3 separate regions of the Homo sapiens genome follow, and regions 1 and 3 are each linked to region 2. The links are chromatin contacts, found by Hi-C or POLR2A ChIA-PET in ENCODE. All regions are on one chromosome and are shown on one strand. The core of a region is the stretch at or near the end of the contact, and the rest is flanking DNA. Distances in the headings are between cores, read along the strand shown. Region 1 holds the start of PRR11 (proline rich 11). Region 2 holds the start of DYNLL2 (dynein light chain LC8-type 2). Region 3 holds the start of COIL (coilin).

What was found. Hi-C counts contacts between places; a loop is a spot of excess contacts on that map. ChIA-PET counts read pairs that join two places held with the same protein, here RNA polymerase II (POLR2A). Pooled maps may share reads with other maps.
Region 1: a pooled map shows a loop between it and region 2 (32-fold over the local background). The contact joins the promoter of PRR11 here to the promoter of DYNLL2 in region 2. A Hi-C loop is called at or near these places in 9 of 50 pooled maps. POLR2A ChIA-PET finds 5 or more read pairs at or near these places in 2 of 52 experiments (WTC11 and endothelial cell of umbilical vein).
Region 3: a map of gastrocnemius medialis shows a loop between it and region 2 (3-fold over the local background). The contact joins the promoter of COIL here to the promoter of DYNLL2 in region 2. A Hi-C loop is called at or near these places in 3 of 168 maps with a recorded cell type or tissue (ascending aorta, gastrocnemius medialis and heart left ventricle) and 15 of 50 pooled maps. POLR2A ChIA-PET finds 5 or more read pairs at or near these places in 1 of 52 experiments (activated T-cell).

Annotation. Positions count from the first base shown.
Region 1 is chr17:59,154,133-59,157,650 of GRCh38, reverse strand. PRR11 (proline rich 11) reads right to left here and starts at 1,905. Exons shown (of 10, transcript NM_018304.4): 1 at 1,846-1,905. SKA2 (spindle and kinetochore associated complex subunit 2) reads left to right here and starts at 2,465. Exons shown (of 4, transcript NM_182620.4): 1 at 2,465-2,520. The coding sequence starts at 2,488. RefSeq lists enhancers at 1,728-1,777, 2,438-2,677.
Region 2 is chr17:58,081,886-58,085,577 of GRCh38, reverse strand. DYNLL2 (dynein light chain LC8-type 2) reads right to left here and starts at 2,159. Exons shown (of 3, transcript NM_080677.3): 1 at 1,895-2,159. DYNLL2-DT (DYNLL2 divergent transcript) reads left to right here and starts at 2,374. Exons shown (of 3, transcript NR_110809.1): 1 at 2,374-2,862; 2 at 2,962-3,692. RefSeq lists silencers at 1,370-1,499, 1,540-1,959, 2,000-2,059, 2,070-2,419 and an enhancer at 2,136-2,430.
Region 3 is chr17:56,959,255-56,962,814 of GRCh38, reverse strand. COIL (coilin) reads left to right here and starts at 1,765. Exons shown (of 7, transcript NM_004645.3): 1 at 1,765-2,040. The coding sequence starts at 1,796. LOC105371836 (a long non-coding RNA gene) reads right to left here and starts at 1,667. Exons shown (of 4, transcript XR_934875.4): 1 at 1,403-1,667. RefSeq lists enhancers at 1,684-1,733, 1,744-1,883, 1,633-1,927 and a silencer at 2,054-2,163.

The DNA.
Region 1 (3,518 bases), core at 656-3,155, 1.1 Mb before region 2:
AGCTCAATGCCACCTCCACCTCCTGGGTTCAAGCGATTATCCTGCTTCAGCCTCTTGAGCACCTGGGATTATAGGGGCGTGCCACCACACCCGGATAATTTTTGTATTTTTAGTAGAGATGGGATTTTGCCATGTTGGCCAGGCTGGTCTTGAACTCCTTACCTCAAGTGATCCGCCCGCTTCATCCTCCCAGAGTGCTGGGATTACAGGTGTGAGGCACCATGCCCAGCCTCCTTACAGAATTTATACTGGCTGAAATGTCATCTCTTTTGCACTTCTATAGCACTTTATACACATCTTTATTATAAAATGTATTACATTTCATTGTAATTTTTGCTTGTATGTTTGTCATCCTGCTGGACTGTGAGCTTTTCAAGGGTGTGACAAATTTCATTCATCTTTGTTTTCCCAGCATCTAGAATACAGCAGGAGCTAAATAATGTTTCATTCAATAAAGAATGAAAAGAAGCATTCCTGCTAAGTGTTAGCTAGCAAGTGTTATTTTAGTTAAGGAATATATTCTAATATTGTCAAATTCTCTTGGTTAGGGAGGTTTTTACTTCTTCATATCATACCACATCTTCATATGGCTAAAAGATGGGTCTAAAGCTATTTTCCAATAGGAAGATGCAATAAATAATACAGTAAGAATTACAGTCTTTTGCAGGAGTTGGCGCTGCTGCTTCTGTGAAAACTCCACCCAATGATATGAAAAGTTCTTTGCGGCCGAGCGTGGTGGCTCACGCCTGTAATCCCAGCACTTTGGGAGGCTGAGGCTGGTGGATCACGAGGTCAGGAAATCGAGACCATCCTGGCCAAGAGGGTGAAACCCCGTCTCTACTAAAAATACAAAAATTAGCCGGGCGTGCTGGCGTGCGCCTGTACTCCCAGCTACTCAGGAGGCTGAGGTTGTAGTGGGCCGAGATTGTGCCACTGTACTCCAGCCTAGGCGACAGAGCGAGACTCCGTCACAAAAAAAGAAAAAAAAAAAAAAGAAAGAAAGAGAAGAAAAGTTCTTTGTTCTGGGGTACTTTCAAAGCTGTAGCAGCAACGGAAATGACTGTTGCATTTCATTGCCATCTTCCTAAAACACATTTTTATGGAAGTCTCTTGCGCTCCTCCACAAATAGCCTTCAATTACTTAATTTCCATTAGCAGTCCAATTGATTCTTCTTGAACACCCATAGCACTATTTCTGGGTACTTGCTTTTTTTAAATTTTATGTTTTATGCTTTTTTTTTTTTAAGCATTGCTGTTTTTGTTCTGTCTTGTTTTTCCAAAGAGACTGCAGCTCCCTAAAGTCTCATCCCGCACAGTATTAGGCACTCAGTAAACAGGACACGCATTTAAAATTGACACTCTAACAGCATGCCAGACAATATCGAGTAACATAGTAATATTCCCAGTCAAGAAATGTACCAACTTAAACTTTAATGTGCATAGAAATCACTCAGGGAAATCTTGTTAAAATGTATATTCTGATTTAGTAAATTTGGGTGGAGTCCGATAATTTGCATTTGTAACAAGCAAACAAGAGATGCGGATGCCGCTGATCTGTGGACTTGCATTGAGCAGCAAATATGTAAAGAAATGTTCAAAAGGAAGGCAGATGCTTTGCTCCAAAACGTATCTTGCGAAGTGTTAATTAAATAGAAGTATGGTTAAGATGAAGCCAGGCCGAGCACTTCTTCCCCAGCCCCAAACCTCCCCTTCCTCCTTTCCATTTCCCCTTCGTGTCCAGCCAAAGTCCCCACCTCCCTAAACCATAAAAACACAAGCAGCAACAGGCCCAGCTACTCAAGACGCGAGCTCAGATAACAAAGAAATAATCGTTCCTGCACTTACTAGTCTAAGAGCCGGGGGAGTCGATGGAGTCCGGGCTGTGGCCTCTCCCACGCCATAAAGAAAAATTCAAAATTAAATCCTTGTCAGGGAGAGGCCAATCGTAGACACGGTCTCTGCACGATTCGCTCTTCGGATGGTGTAGGAGCACAGCCCGGCTTGTGATTGGCTGAGATAGCACAGAGCTCCAGCCAATCAGAGCTGAGGCGCTTCTGGTATGAATAAGGAGAAGGCGGGAGAGAAGGGGAAGGAAAGCCGGAGGGGAAAGAAGGTGTGTTACGTCCCCTCTGCTGTCGGTGGAAGCTCTGGTGTGATTGGTTGGCTCTTCTTCCAATTGCACCAATCTCAAGCTCTTCTCTGCAGAGCCCTAACTACAAAATTGAAAGTAGAGAGGAGGGGGCAGCCAATGGAAAAAAAAATTTGCACAGCAGCCAATCCTCCTGCGGCGTTTTGTGCCTTTGCCCAACAGGAAAATGTGTCTCATGCAGAGGGGCGTTACCCAGTCTCCAATGGGCGGGAGCCGGTGGAACGGAGGAGCCAATGAGTGCGAGATGTTGAGTGACAGCTGTCCAATGGAGGCCCTCCGTGCTAGTACGGCTTGCGGCTTAAGCGCCGCCGCGGTCTGCGGAATGTCAACTATTCAACATGGAGGCGGAGGTCGATAAGCTGGAACTGATGGTGAGTGCAAAGTGAAGGAGATCTACTGGGTAGTTTATTTTTCCCCCATGGCCTCGGAGGTGGGGCACAATTTGGAGTCGCCGGAAACTCCGGGCGGCGGAGGCTGGACCAGAGTCGAGTTCCCTCCTCCTGCACCAAAGGGAGCCGCCACCGTCTGGTGTCTAAACCGCCTCGGGTAAGGGGTTACATCCGGGAAACTCGTCAGGGAAATGGCGGGAGATGCTGAGGGTGCGGGGCCTTTGGAATTCCTTGTTCCTTGCCCTCACCTTTACACCCCTTACGAAACTGCGCCGGGTGCAGACCGCATTCTGTGTTTGTACCAAAAAAGATGTGAATGGAACGGTCCCTAAGCGTCCCAAGAAGGGAGAGGTGGTTCACACTCCAAGAAAGGGGAACGGAGGGTGGGGTGGGGAATAAACTGACGGGGGCGAGGAGAAATCCCTGTAGGGCCAACCCGCTCACGTTCTAAAAGGCGGGCCGAGAAAGTCTGAGAAAGGATGCTAGACTTGTATGCACAACTTCCTAACGGCCAAGGAACCCGTTTCTGTTTGATCCGGAGGTGGCAAACCGTGGGTGAGGGAAGAGGTGTGAGCGAAGGGGATCGTAACCACGAGCTCCGCTCCCGGAGCGCGGGCGGGATTGAGACAGGAAAGGCATCCTGCTCTGGAGTTGTGCACTTTCATTCATCTGTGAAAGTAGAAAACGGGGGCGAAGAATTGGAAAGCACTCCCGTTGTTGCTGGCGTGTTTGGCCTGCTCGGGGGGCGCCCAGCTGGGGGGCTGTCCTAGTTTTCTTTAAGGATCCGTCCCTCACTTGTTCTCTTTATTCCCTCCCTCCCATCCTTAGATTACCAGCTTGATCGCCCGCGCTTTTTTCCTCTTAGTGTCCTTGTTCTGTCTTCAGCCCTTTTCGTTCAGCATTATCTTTTTTTTCTTTTCTTTTCTTTTTTTTTTTTTTTCCCAGGTTGGGCTGCTTTCCTTAAAAACCTGGACTTTGGA
Region 2 (3,692 bases), core at 910-3,409:
CCCTTTGTCCTTGACCACAGTCCCAACACATGGAGCAGTAACTATCTCCCCCATCATCCCACCCCTAAAAGCACCCCTCTGTGGCCCAGCCCAATGGACAAGAGATGCTGTCATTCCAGCTCTATCTGATGGAAGGCTACACAGGAGGCTGCCTGCTCAAGGACATATCCTTGGTATCATTCCAGGCCACCTTGATCTCGGAGTTCACAATAGCCTGTGGGCTAGATGGCTGAAAGGGAAAACAGAACTCACCACCACCATTTCAGCCTGCACCACATGCAGAGAATGCACACATGCCAGCTGCCAGCCAGGCAGCCCTTGACCGCATCCAAGGCCCCTTCATCTAGATAGCACTGCCAAACTAAGCAGGGCTGGTTCCACTTCGGCAGAAACTGGCAGAGCAAAGAGGTAGTAGACCAGCACCCTCTGCCCCCACATTCTGGAGAGGAAAAGTCAGAGCCTCAACTGGAGTCTGTGAGCACCATGTGGTGCTGAGGAAAGATTCGGAGAACCCTGTTCAAGGAATGACTAGTTACGTGACCTTGGGCAAATCAACATCTTCATTTTAAATACTAATGGTTGAAATGAGATAAATGGGGTAAACTCAAATGGGTCTGAGCAAAGGTACAACAGCAGCACAGGGAGAAAGGTTCTTACATTATAAGGCTCTGTATAAGTGAAGAAAAACTAGTGTCACCTGGTGGCCTATTCCAGGTTACCACTCAGAAGGGGGCACTGTTTACAAACCCAGGGGTGGGGGTGGGGCCTGGTTAGACAGCAAAGTGAAAGTATGAAATTGGCACCATTTTGCCTGCAAGCTCACCTGCTCCACTGCCTCATTCCCAAAGTCCAAAGGAGCAACTTTGTTACAGTAATTAAAAGCCACCTTACTCTCCAGGAAAGAGCCTGCGGTTACATAATATTGGTCTTACGACTACAATGGCCCCCCAGGCATCTGAGAGAGGTGAAGCCCAACCCCTACCACCCCTGTCCAAGGTGCCGGTAAGCAAAGCACAGGAAGGTGTCCAGCCTAGCCCCTCCCTCCTTGGGAAAAAGCAAGGGACCTGGGCCTCCAGATAGGAGGAAGATGGCCAGAGGGCCCCAGGCCAGCAGCCTCAGTCACGAGCCAAGGCTCCTGTGAAAAGCACAAAGGGCACCCCAGGACAGCTCCCATCCTCTATTCCTGGTTTTGCAACCAAAAAAAAAGGCTAAATCTCCGAATGACACGGACCACCATCCCCACCCGCCAATACACACACACTTCTACTTCCCTCTTCGGGCTCTCCAAGTGGGCCGTATCCCTCCACTATCCCATCCTCCAGAGCGCTGCGGTCCCGAAGGGCAGCACCTGGGGAACGAGGAAGCATCCTCCTTCCCCCCGACCTCCCGCCCGCGCCGCCGGCCAGGTCCGCAGGCCCCGGCCGGTCGGCCGCCCTCCCCCACCCGGCCTGGAACAGCGCCGGAGTGACTGGGCGTCCTCGCTGCAGGAAGGACGCCCCAGAGGGTGGCGGTGGCGGCAGGAGGAGCCGCGTCACGCCCGAGCCCTCTCCACCCCCTCTTCCCCGGCCCCTGACATCAGGGGCCTCCACGCAGCGCAGAGAGACTCCCGGGGGCGGGGGCAGCGGCAGCTCCGCAGCCCGGGCCTCCAGCAGCGCCACGAGGGTGGCCGGGGCAAAGGGTGGCGCAGCCCGGGCTGCGCCGAGAGGGAGGGGCGGCGGGGGCGCGCTGCGCTGCCCGGACCGTCAACGCCAAGGGCTGCGGGGCCAGCCCTGTTCCAGGCCTTGGGGCCGGCTAAGGAGGCCGCAGGGCCACCGCGGCGAGGGCCGGGTCGTGTAGAGTCGCACGCGACGGACACAGGCCCGCCACCCGGGGGACGCCCCCACCCACCGCTCACCTTCACGGAGGCGAGTCCGCACTGGGCCCTGGGGAGGAGCGATGGCCCGAGGCAGAGCACAGGCAGGGGCGGTGTTCCCTGGGCTCCTCCTGCAGCTGCAGCAGCCGCCGCCGCCGCGGTCTCCGGCTCCCGCAGCCCGAGGCCGATCGCTCCCTGCCGCGGTCCGCCCTTGGAGTTTCGCCGGCCGCCCGCGCTCCGCCTCACGCCGCCCGCCCGCCCGCCCGCTCCGCACTGGCGCCTCACAGCTCCGCTCCGCTCTGCCGCTGAGCGCGGCCGACGCGCGGCCCCCGCTGAAATAGTGCCCCGCCCCCGCCCCCCCGCCGCGCGCGCCGCCGTCCGCGCTCCCCATTGGCTGAGCCCGCCCGGCCCCGCACTGCGGGCTTCTCCCCGCGCCGCTCTCGCCCCACATCTTGTTTCCTCCCACAATGCCTCGGGGCGGAGGGAGGGGGTGGGGAGGAGGAGCTGGAGCGGGTGGGGGAGGGAGCCGTGGCCTTAAGAAAGGAGAGGAATGCGGACCCCTCCCCCCGGGGCTGGAGAGGCCAGGCCTGAAAAGGAATAAAGAGACATGGTCCTGAGAGAGGAGGAGAGGGAAGGGTGTGGAGACCCCCAGTCCCAAGGAGAAAAAAGGGAGAGGGGGATGGAGATTTCAGACCCAGGGAACAGATGGGGCTGAGGTAGAGACCCCAACCTTAGAGAGGGGAGGAGATGAAGTCACCAGCCTCAGAGGAAAAGACAGGACACTCCCTCCTCCCGTATCTGTGAGAAAGAGAGGGACAGCCAGCCCTATGGAGAGGGAGAGGCATAGGAGCCCCAGGACTCCCTCCCCTCACCTTCCGGGAAGGTCCCTTCTTCCTCCTTTGTTCTTTGAGGCTGAAGGACCTAAACTCCCAGCTGGGCCCCCAGCCGGTATTTGTCTACAGGAGCAATGGAGACAGAGCCGAAGCAAAATTGATGGGGATGTGTCTTTGGTACGCAGGCCTCTGCTGTCCTTGCACATTTATGGCCTTGGGGTCCTGGGATGGGGGTGAGAGTGAGCGATTTCTTGTCGTCTGTCCCTGCCTGTCCAGGTAGACAAGGTTGGAGGAGAGTGAATAGAAGCCCCCAGAGGTGGTGCCTGTCAGAGCTGTGAGGAGCCTTCAAAAACCACCCATCCACACCCCTCACTTTATAAAGGAGAGAATCCAAGTACAGAGAGCCCTGCCAGATCCCGCAGGTCAGGCTTGACTTGCTTCTAGCTGAAAAGAGGTGCACCCAGGAAGCAGCCCCTCTGGAGGCTCAAGAGACTACTTCTGGGAGAGTGGGTGTGAACGTGCGCGTTGGGAGCCTGCCTGCCCTCACTCCATCCCACTCCCAGGAAAGATCCTCAGGCCTGCGGTTTTCTTTCTGGTCTGTTTTATACAGAAGTGTCTACCTCAAGGGCTGACGAGCCTTTATTGGGAACCAAGCATTTTGGCCATACAGTAGGGATTAAGAAGCTGCCGGGGATAGCTCCCACTCCCATCTTTTCCCCTTCGCCTCTCCAAACCATGGTCAGGAAGTCAGACTTGCCCTGGCCCTGGCCTGCTCTGGTTTGAAGCATCAAAAGTTAGTGTTCGTTATGTGTCAGGGGAAACCTGGAAAAATCATTCCCTCTGGTTACTGCTTTCCACAGTTCTGTCCTCTAACAACCTCAGTTGGGGGATTTCAGAGACCAGTTAAGGCCTGGGGTATCCCCTCACACTAAGGGTTTTCTGATGTCAGTCTTTGTGTTCATGAATGGGAGGCGTGGCCTCTATGGGAGGAAGGGAGGGAGACGAGG
Region 3 (3,560 bases), core at 516-3,015, 1.1 Mb after region 2:
ACTTCAGCACTGGAGACATAATGAGACCCAGCCTCAAAACAAACAAACAAATAAATAAAACCACAACATACCACAACACATCTACCAGAATGACTAAAAAATAGTGACAATGCCAAATGGTAGTCAGGATGTGGAGAAACTGGGATTACAGGGGTGAGCCACTGCGCCCAGCCGGAAATGCCCAAAAGTTATCCTGTATGGTGTAAAAGGGGAGTAACCCTCAGTTCTGAGGGAAATCCCTGCCCCTTTCCTAGGGATACAGAAAACTCATGAATAATCCATCCTTTGTTTAGCATACAGTCAAGAAGTAACTATAAGTATACTTGACTGAGTATACTTATAGTATGGGCTCGCTGCTCTGTCTATGGAGTAGTCATTCTTTTATTCCTTTAATTCTCTAATAAACTTGATTTTAGTCGGAGGTGGTGGCTCATGCCTGTAATCCCACCACTTTGGGAGGCCAAGGCAGGCAGATTGCTGGAATTCAGGAATTCGAGACCAGCCTGGCCACCATGGAAAAACCCTATCTCTACAAAAAATACAAAAATTAGCTGGGCTTGGTGGCTCACACCTGTGGTTCCAGCTACTAGGAAGGCTGAGGTGGGAAGTCACTTGAACCCGGGAGGCAGAGTGCACCACGGCACTCCAGCCTAGGTGACAGAGCAAGACTCTAAAAAAAGAAAATCCAAAAACCCTTACTTTCAGTTAAAAAATTTTGTTTTCAATTCATCTACTGACTCCCTGGTATCTACAACTTAACTAGTCTAGTGAACTTGGGGAAGTTACTCCTTTTTTTTTTTTTAAGACAGAATCTTGCTCTATTGCCCAGGCTGGAGTGCAGTGGCACGATCCTGACTCACTGCAACCTCCACCTCTTGGGTTCAAGCGATTCTACTGCTTCAGTCTCCCGAGTAGCTGGAATTATAGGCACATGCCACCACACCCGGCTAATCTTTATATTTTTAGTAGAGTTGGGGTTTCACCATTTTGGCCAGGGTGGTCTCAGACTCCTGGTCTCAAGTGATCCGCCCACCTTGGCCTCTCAAAGTGCTGGGATTACAGGCGTCAGCCACTGCTCCTGGCCTCTAGTTACTTCTTAAACTCTCTGAACCTTGTTTTTTTTAAATCCTCTAAATAAGGATAACAGTTCATAATTCCTAACTTTTGTTATGAAAATTAAAGGAGTTAATATATATTATGTGGAGAAATGTAAATTCTAGTTCAAAAAATAGAAGAAATAATGTAAATACTGATTTATTTATCTGGTGAGAAATGCAAGGACATTTTTGTTTGGTGGTGGGTATTAAAAGGCTAAGGTATTTATATTCCACTGGATACATTTGGAAGAATGATTAACAGTGTTATTTCAAAATTTCAACATTGAGAACACACTAGGACTTACATCTTTTTCAACTCATCATGATGAAAAATTTTGTCAGCGAAATGTGTTAGGATTGTTTTATAAAAATCTTTCACGTCGATGAGCAAATATCTTAGAAGACTACTGCTGAGGAGAAATGTTATTTATCCAGAGAGTTGCCTTAATTAGGAGACCCTACATAGCGCCCAGTAGAAATGTAATAAAGGCATTTCACTTATTCCCTTCCTCAGCCCTGCCGTGAACAAAATTGAATGAAATCAACCACGCTCCGAGTTCTCGCCTAGACGCAGCCTGTAGTAGCCAGGTTTCACCACTAGGTGGCACACGCCAAAGGCTCCGGCGGGGGCGAGCCGCCCGAGCACGCCTCTCGGTGGCCCCGTGGTATCTCTCGGCTTCCGTTGAGCACCAAGCAAGATGGCAGCTTCCGAGACGGTTAGGCTACGGCTTCAATTTGATTACCCGCCGCCAGCTACCCCGCACTGTACGGCCTTCTGGCTTCTGGTCGACTTGAACAGATGCCGAGTCGTCACAGATCTCATTAGTCTCATCCGCCAGCGCTTCGGCTTCAGTTCTGGGGCCTTCCTAGGCCTCTACCTGGAGGGGGGGCTCTTGCCCCCCGCCGAGAGCGCGCGCCTTGTGAGAGACAACGACTGCCTCAGGTGCGCGGCGCAGGGAGCGGGACGGCCGGGTGGGCGGCGGGCGGGGGACGCGCCTGCGCACGCCCGGGCCTGAAGCCGCTAGACCTGGTAGTGGAGGGGATGGGGGATGGGGAAGGGGACGAGGGTTGGAGGGGGGTGGGGCTGTAAAAATGCACGTTCGCGAACCCCGGAGATCCTGATTGGTGTAGTCAACTTTGGGGCTCAGGAATCTGCATTTTATTATTATTTTTTATTATTATTTTTTTTTTTTTGAGACGGAGTCCTGCTTTGTCACCCAGGCTGGAGTACAGTGGCGCGATCTCGGTTCACTGCAACCTCCACCTCCCGGGTTCAAGCAATTTTCCTGCCTCAGCCTCCCGAGTAGCTGGGACTACAGGCGTCCGCCACCACGCCCGGCTAATTTTTGTATTTTTAGTAGAGATGGGGTTTCACCATATTGGTCAAGGTGGTCTCGAACTCCTGACCTCAGTTGATCCGCTTGCATCGGCCTCTCAAAGTGCTGGGATTGCAGGCGTGCACCACCGCATCCTGCCCCTATTATTTTTATTTTTGAGACTGAGTCTCATTCTGTCACCCAGGCTGGAGTGCAGTGGCGCGATCTCAGCTCACTGCAGCCTCCACCTCCCGGGTTCAATCGATCCTCCCACCTCAGCCTCCCGAGTAGCTGGGCTTACAGGCGGGCGCCACCATGCCCGGCTAATTTTTTGTTTGTTTGTTTGTATTTTTAGTAGAGACGGGGTTTCACCGTGTTGGCCAGGCTGGTCTTGAACTCCTGACGTTAAGTGATCCTCCCGGCTTCCCAAAGTGCTGGGATTACAGGCGTGAGCCTCCGCGCCTGGCTGGAATCTGCAGTGTAACGAGCATCCTTCCCGGGATGCTTCTGATGACAGGAGAATCAAACTTGGAAAATCCCTGATGCCTAAGGGCAGGGCCAGGCTTTCTTTCAGCCTTGATTTAGCACATCCGCGCTTAGCTAGGCACTGTGCGACTCTGTTGCGTGCCCATGGTGCAGATGTGCCGGAGACCCGGCCTTACCCATGGCGGCCTTCAGGGTCAGGTGCAGGAAGCTGACAAAGGGGAATCGTTGTGTTTTCTTCATAACCTGCTGTTGTCCAGCCTTAGTTCTCATGTGCCCAGTGTCCCCTGAGACTTCTGGTGGCGTATCATTTTGTGTCTCACCCAGACATTTTGGGATTCTCTCAAATAAGTGTCTTGAGTCCTTTTGGGCTGTAAATTGGGAAACACAAAATAATCTTAAATATGCTTTTGGAAGTTAAAAAAATGATAATGAGATGAGTATCCAGGAGCAATTGTAGTGTGAATTGCTGAAATGTGGTTGAGTTGCCACAGTAAGATGATGGTATCTGATCATTCCAGTTTGGATTCATATCTTGGACTGATTTATTCAGACTTTTTTTTTTCTTTTTTAAATAAAGAGACTGGGTTTCCCATGCCCAGGCTGGAGTGCAGTGGTACGATCATAGCTTGCTGTAACCTTGACTTCCTGGGCACAGGCAATC